2 separate regions of the Homo sapiens genome follow, and region 1 is linked to region 2. The links are chromatin loops, found by intact Hi-C in ENCODE. Cell type or tissue: PC-3. All regions are shown on one strand. Links, peaks and the distances in the headings refer to the core of each region. The heading gives the core; the rest is flanking DNA.

Region 1 (2,935 bases), core at 114-2,613, 150 kb before region 2:
TGTATAGACATTTTGGCAGTATTATTATTGGAAGCCTGATAACTGGTATCCACTCCGTAAATGAAGGAAGGCATAGCAAATAGGAAAGAAATAATTATGTTGACTTTTGTGAAATCCATTTGGTAATATTTAGAAGATGATAATGAGTAGACAACTAAGATTGAGGAACCATAAAATATGTGCATGCTGAGAATATTACAAGTGACTAAATAATAAATGTTAGTGCTGCATTTTTAAGGGACAGGTTTTTGTTTTACTCAGGCTGACAAATTTATAGTACTTGTTTTGTATCCACCAGCTATTCCACTTGCAATCTAAGTATTTTGAGAGATACTTTTTTTTTTTTAAGTTCTACAAGTGTCTTGATTGTAATACGTTTTCAGGTTATCTTTTCATTTACCCTGCCCTGCTTTCCTTCTTGGTTCAATTTTAGTCCAGCCAGTTAGTTCAAGTTCATGCTCAGCATCTGTAGCTGCCCAATTACGTAAGGACTGTCACCCTGATCCTGGAGTTTCCCAAGACAGATGTTTGGCCAGGAATTGCCGCTGGTCTCCATCTAAAATGCCAGGCATCCCATGGTGTTTTGAGAAAATTGACTCATGCTCTGTGGCAGCGTCCTCTGAACAAACTGAATGTTATCCAGAGTCAGGAGCAAATGAAGTTTCCTGTACCAACTGTGGATGTCACTGGTGTGTTGCTGACAGTAAGGTTCCATGTTGCTTCTTTTTCTTTTTTTCTTTTTTTTATTTTTATTTATTTATTTATTTTTTATTTTTTTTAAATTTTATTATTATTATACTTTAAGTTTTAAGGTACATGTGCACAACGTGCAGGTTTGTTACATATGTATACATGTGCCATGTTGGTGTGCTGCACCCATTAACTCGTCATTTAGCATTAGGAAACAAGAGGCTGCTTGTGCCATGCGGTTTCCCATTCAGAAACGCATTGATTGCCACCCTCAACCAGGAACCTCTCAAGAAAGCTGTGAAGCTAGAGGCTGCTTCCAGTGTTCCACAACCACTACCGACATTCCTTGGTGGTTTTACCCAGCAGATGGTTCATATGGCTACACCATAAATGATCAACCTGAAAAGACAGATCCAGGATGGAGGTATATATTTTCAAGAACTTTTAATAAGCATTTCTCTCATCTAAAATTTCTGATCTATGCTCGTGGGTTTATTTGGTTCAGGATGACCTGTCATCCTCAGACATTACATTCTAGTTATGTTTGCCATAGCCTGGGAACGCAGAGCCTTCATGGTGAATGAAAAAGCCAAAAATGCATGGCTTTTTGCTTCCTAATCATTGTCAACTCAATTGTTGAAGAGGAGGTTACACTTTTTCTTCTTTCTCAATCAGTTGTGTGGGCCCTGCCAAATAGCCAGAAAGACTCATTATTTTGTGTAGAGAGATGACTCATTGCATACAAGTTGGGCTAAGGTAAACTTCTTGTCGTTTATGGTATCATGTAAACCTTTTGAAAAAAAGCTTTCTCTTTTTGCATATTTTTGTGAAGCATCAGACAGCATTTAATTTTCAGTGAAATGACATAAAAACCTAAGAATGGAAAAGTACCCTTAACAGCAACTATTTTATAACATCTGAAATCATACTCTAAAGTAACCAGAGTACTTATTCTAATCAATAAGTACAAAAATAACTCAATTACAAATATTGTGTTTAACTTCTATAAGAAAAAAGATACTCATTTTTTGTTAAGATTCTCAAGAGAAAAGCCAGATTTAATGTCGAATGCCACTTAAAACATTTGTCCAAGCACTGATATTTGGAGACTAGATTCTCGATTTTGATATGTTGGATATTTTTCTGGGAAATGTATGGAATGTATAAAATTGTGGCATTTACTTAGTTGGAGCTGAGCAGAGTGTTCTGAAAGCTAACTTCAATTTCTGTTTGGAATCTATGAGCTATTTTCTCTTTACATTGCATGACCAGGGCTTGAGAAATGTGTCAAAATCTGTTTATAATTACATTTCTTACTGGGCAGTAACGTAAAATTGAATGATGATGCTTAGGAGAAGGGATTTGGAGGACCATCCTCTTTAAGGACAAAGGCAAAAAATGACTATAGAGACACAAGCAAGAAGCAGAAGAGTAAAATCTGGGCTGAGAGGAGCTGATTTATAATAGGAAAGAACAGGGTAGTCTCAGAAATACAATGAATTCCAAATTGAAAGAAGAAAAGAAAAATATCATTACATTTCATTTTTATTGCTCCTGGACCTTGAAAGTCCTCTGCTTTGAGGAAACCAGCCTATTTTACAGACTTGAAAATAGAACTTGATTGAGCTAACTTATATTATATGCTATTTTCTGTTATTCTAAATTTGCCATTGGTTTGAGTTTTTACAGATTTTAGCAGAGATCATTATGGGAAACATTTTGAATACTGATTAAAATTTGAAGTTAAAAGAAAGATTTCAGGAAAAGTAAGAGCAGTGAACCATAAAACTGAATAAAATAAATAAATATCAGATAAATTAAATCATTAACAAATTAAATTCTGACTGGGAACAGAGGTTAAATGGAACAGAATTGCCTAAGAGGTAGAAGGACTTCGAGCAATTCACAAAGACAGATTGTTAGCGTCTTCCTAGTCTGGGCTGCCTCTGGCTTATTTGTAATGCATACCTAGACTGGCACTTAATTCTGGGCCTGGGAGAGCTCATTATGTCCCAATTTTACCATTGGATCATTTTGCTTACTGATTTTAGACAGCTCCCAAATCGTAATGGATTCTTTGTGAATCAGGTCTTTGGAAAGAATCTTCCAGAGCAAAACAATATGAGGAGCTTTGCCACACTAGACTAAAACTTGTGGCCCTCACTAAGAATTTACCTGAGGAAATGGGCCTCTGTCCTTGAACCTGAAATTGGAAAGCTAGTTGGAATGGGTGAGTGGGTGGTGG
Region 2 (2,935 bases), core at 191-2,690:
TCTTCTCTGATTACATTCTTCCTTTGGATATGAGCCTTGCAATTTCCTCCCCATATCTAGATTAAACCACAAAAAACCTTTCTCCAATAACATGTGTGTGTGTATGTATGTATATATAAATGTATATATATACACATATATATGTGTATATATAGAGAGATATATATAATATTATATTTTATAAAAATGTAAAAGACTAATCTAGTATTTGGGGAAGTTATACATATATATATATATATATATATATATATGTGTATCTCTATATATATACATATATGTATATATATGTATAACTTCCCCAAATACTAGATTAGTCTTTTCTTACCTTCAATAGAAGTTTTCTTATATGCTATCTTCTGGGATTTCATGTTGGGCGGGGGTGGGGAGGGGATTCTCTCATTGAAAAAAAAAAATCTCAAGTGGTTTATAAAATCTTATTTTTAATCAAGTTTTTGACTCAGTGTGAGAGAGAAAAAAGCAAAAAGACTACTTAAATAAAACTGGAAAAGACCTTTAACTAAATGCTGTGTACCTGGAAATTTTGAGATGACTAAGTTTAATACAAGTTAAAAGAATTAAACTACTGTATATTTGTTACAAAAAGGATCAAAGAGAATTACCCATTTGGAAAATGATAAATACTTCATGCTTCTTGAAATTAACTTGATTATAACATACATTCATTTAAAAGAAAAAAATAACATTTTAGAGGGGCACTACACACGTGCAAGAGAAAAGAATAGAAAATTTCCAAATTCTGTATGTTTCTTTATATTATAATTTATAGTAATTTAAAGAAATATGTCTACCACTGTCTTTTTTTGTGTTTTTAACTTATTTTTTGTTCTGAAAAATTTAATAATAAAAACTACACCTCTTATCAGAAAAAACTCTCCCACGAACAACATTTTGCACATAATTTTGCGGGATTCATGGGACCTTTGAAGCCCCTTTATTAATCCTTTTTTAGGATCCTTGGTTATCATGTTAAACATCTCTAATCTCCAAAGGAAATCCAATAAATTTTTCAGCCAATTACGATTAAATTTATATTATTATAGTATTGATTTAATTTTTTATTTAAGAATATAAGCTTAACTTATTATAAATAATAATCTTATTCCATTGAGTATCTTAGGAATAGAGTTTGATGAAGCATAATACATTAAAGAATAAATGCCATTAATTCTTTTTAAAACAGGATCCTTCTTCTATTTGATTGAAGTAGTACTCTAAGCAGAAGAAAGGGCAAAGAAATCTTTAGTTAAAACAAAAGTAATACAAAAATTTGAATCTGAGCAGTCACAGCTGTTCACAACAGCTTATTGTAAGAAAGTCAGTTACTGGTTATTTGTACTCCCTAGCAGGTAGGCATGTGCCACCTGCTGGTCAGATAGTTTGAGCTGCGAATATTCTCAGTATGTTACATGCATGAGTCAGGAGCCTGGAGTGTGGATATATTTTTACAAAGCAAAACCTGTTGAGAGTCTATCTATCTATCTATCTATCTATCTATCTATCTACCTATCTATCATCTATCTATCCATCTTCTATCTGTCTTCTATCTACTCTTCCAAAAGGAGGTATTTCTATTGTAGCATAACTCTAAATGCCCATAGATTTAATTTATGAAGCTATGATGTTAGTTACATATTGAACTGAAATCTACTCACTGCACAAACATAAACGTTTGCTTTGATGCTGTTGTTTTCCCTATTTATTGAATCTCCCTTTTCACCAAAGCAGATATATTATTAGAGAATTTTCAATGAAATTATAAAAACAATCCTTGGCGAGGACTTACCTATTTATCTATCTTTCACAGTCTGAGATGGAGATAAACACTAAGTGGCCTGTCAAGACCTCTTATGCTGATGTTTGAAGATGTACGGATAATTACTGGAACTAAACATGTATAAGATAATAAAAGAAGTCTTCATACACTCAAAACTGTTATTATATAATCCATTTTATCAGATAACATTGTAATTGGATTATTAATCAATAATAAAAAGATGATAAGATACTCTTTTGAGAAAAAAGATATACTCCATACAATCAATTGGTTAAAATGAAATTTGTAAAATATTATAAAGCAGCAGTCAAAGTACAGTCAGTCCTCTGTACCTGTGAGTTTCACATCCATGGATTCAACCAATCACAGATCAAGAATATTTTTAAAAGCATTTCATTTATGTACAGACTTTTTCCTTGTCATTATTCCCTAAAAAACACAGCATAGTAACCATTTACATAACATTTACACTGTATTATTATACTAATATAAATAATCTAGAGATGCTTTAAAATATATGGGAGGATGTGCAGAGATTATATGCAAATACCATGCATATTATATCAGAGACTTGAGCATGTTGGTGTCCATATGGGTCCTGGAACCAAGCTCCCATGGATACTGAGAGGCAACTGTACTCTATATCAAAACTTGTGGAATGCAGCTAAAGCAGTACTATAGGGAAATTCATGGCTTTAAGTTCTTGTATTATAATATGAAAAAGATTGTGAAAAACTAAGCATTAAACTTAGCAAGTTGGAAAAAATGAAAACAGAGTAAAGACAAAAGACACATAAGAAAAGAGCAAAATGAAAAGAACAGAAATTAATAAAATAGTAAATAGATAAAATGATACACAATTACAGGCTGTGTCAGCAGAGCTAAATGATTGTGAGCAATTGTAAATGGTATGGACATACAGAGGAGGAACAGATTGGCTATGAGGGAATGGAAGATAAGTGCTATAGTTTGAAGAATTCAACCTTTGGAGTTATTTGATTAGAGCCATTTGCCACTTGCTATAGATATGTGACCTTTAAGTCATGGAGCTTCCCTAAGTCTAAATTTTCTTGTTTGGGATGGGAATAAATAATACCTATTTTAAATAATACTTACTTCACAAGGTTTTGATGAGAAGTA

The links. Hi-C counts contacts between places; a loop is a spot of excess contacts. Peaks named below come from ENCODE experiments on the same cell type or tissue, not always from the same donor. Only the 100,000 strongest peaks of a DNase experiment are listed, where the experiment ranks them.
Region 1: it touches region 2 in a loop (3-fold over the local background); 2 of 110 quality-filtered maps call a loop at or near these places.

What each region holds. Positions count from the first base shown.
Region 1 is chr12:39,069,441-39,072,375 of GRCh38, reverse strand. No RefSeq gene overlaps it. Among named protein-coding and RNA genes, the nearest start is that of LINC02406, 75 kb to the left of the region's middle. In PC-3, for the core only: no CTCF peak of the experiment used is centred there; a DNase peak (open chromatin) is centred at 1,385; H3K27ac peaks cover 462 bases.
Region 2 is chr12:38,919,714-38,922,648 of GRCh38, reverse strand. No RefSeq gene overlaps it. Among named protein-coding and RNA genes, the nearest start is that of CPNE8-AS1, 15 kb to the right of the region's middle. RefSeq lists a silencer at 1,375-1,464. In PC-3, for the core only: a CTCF peak has its summit at 1,377 (motif pointing left); a DNase peak (open chromatin) is centred at 1,398.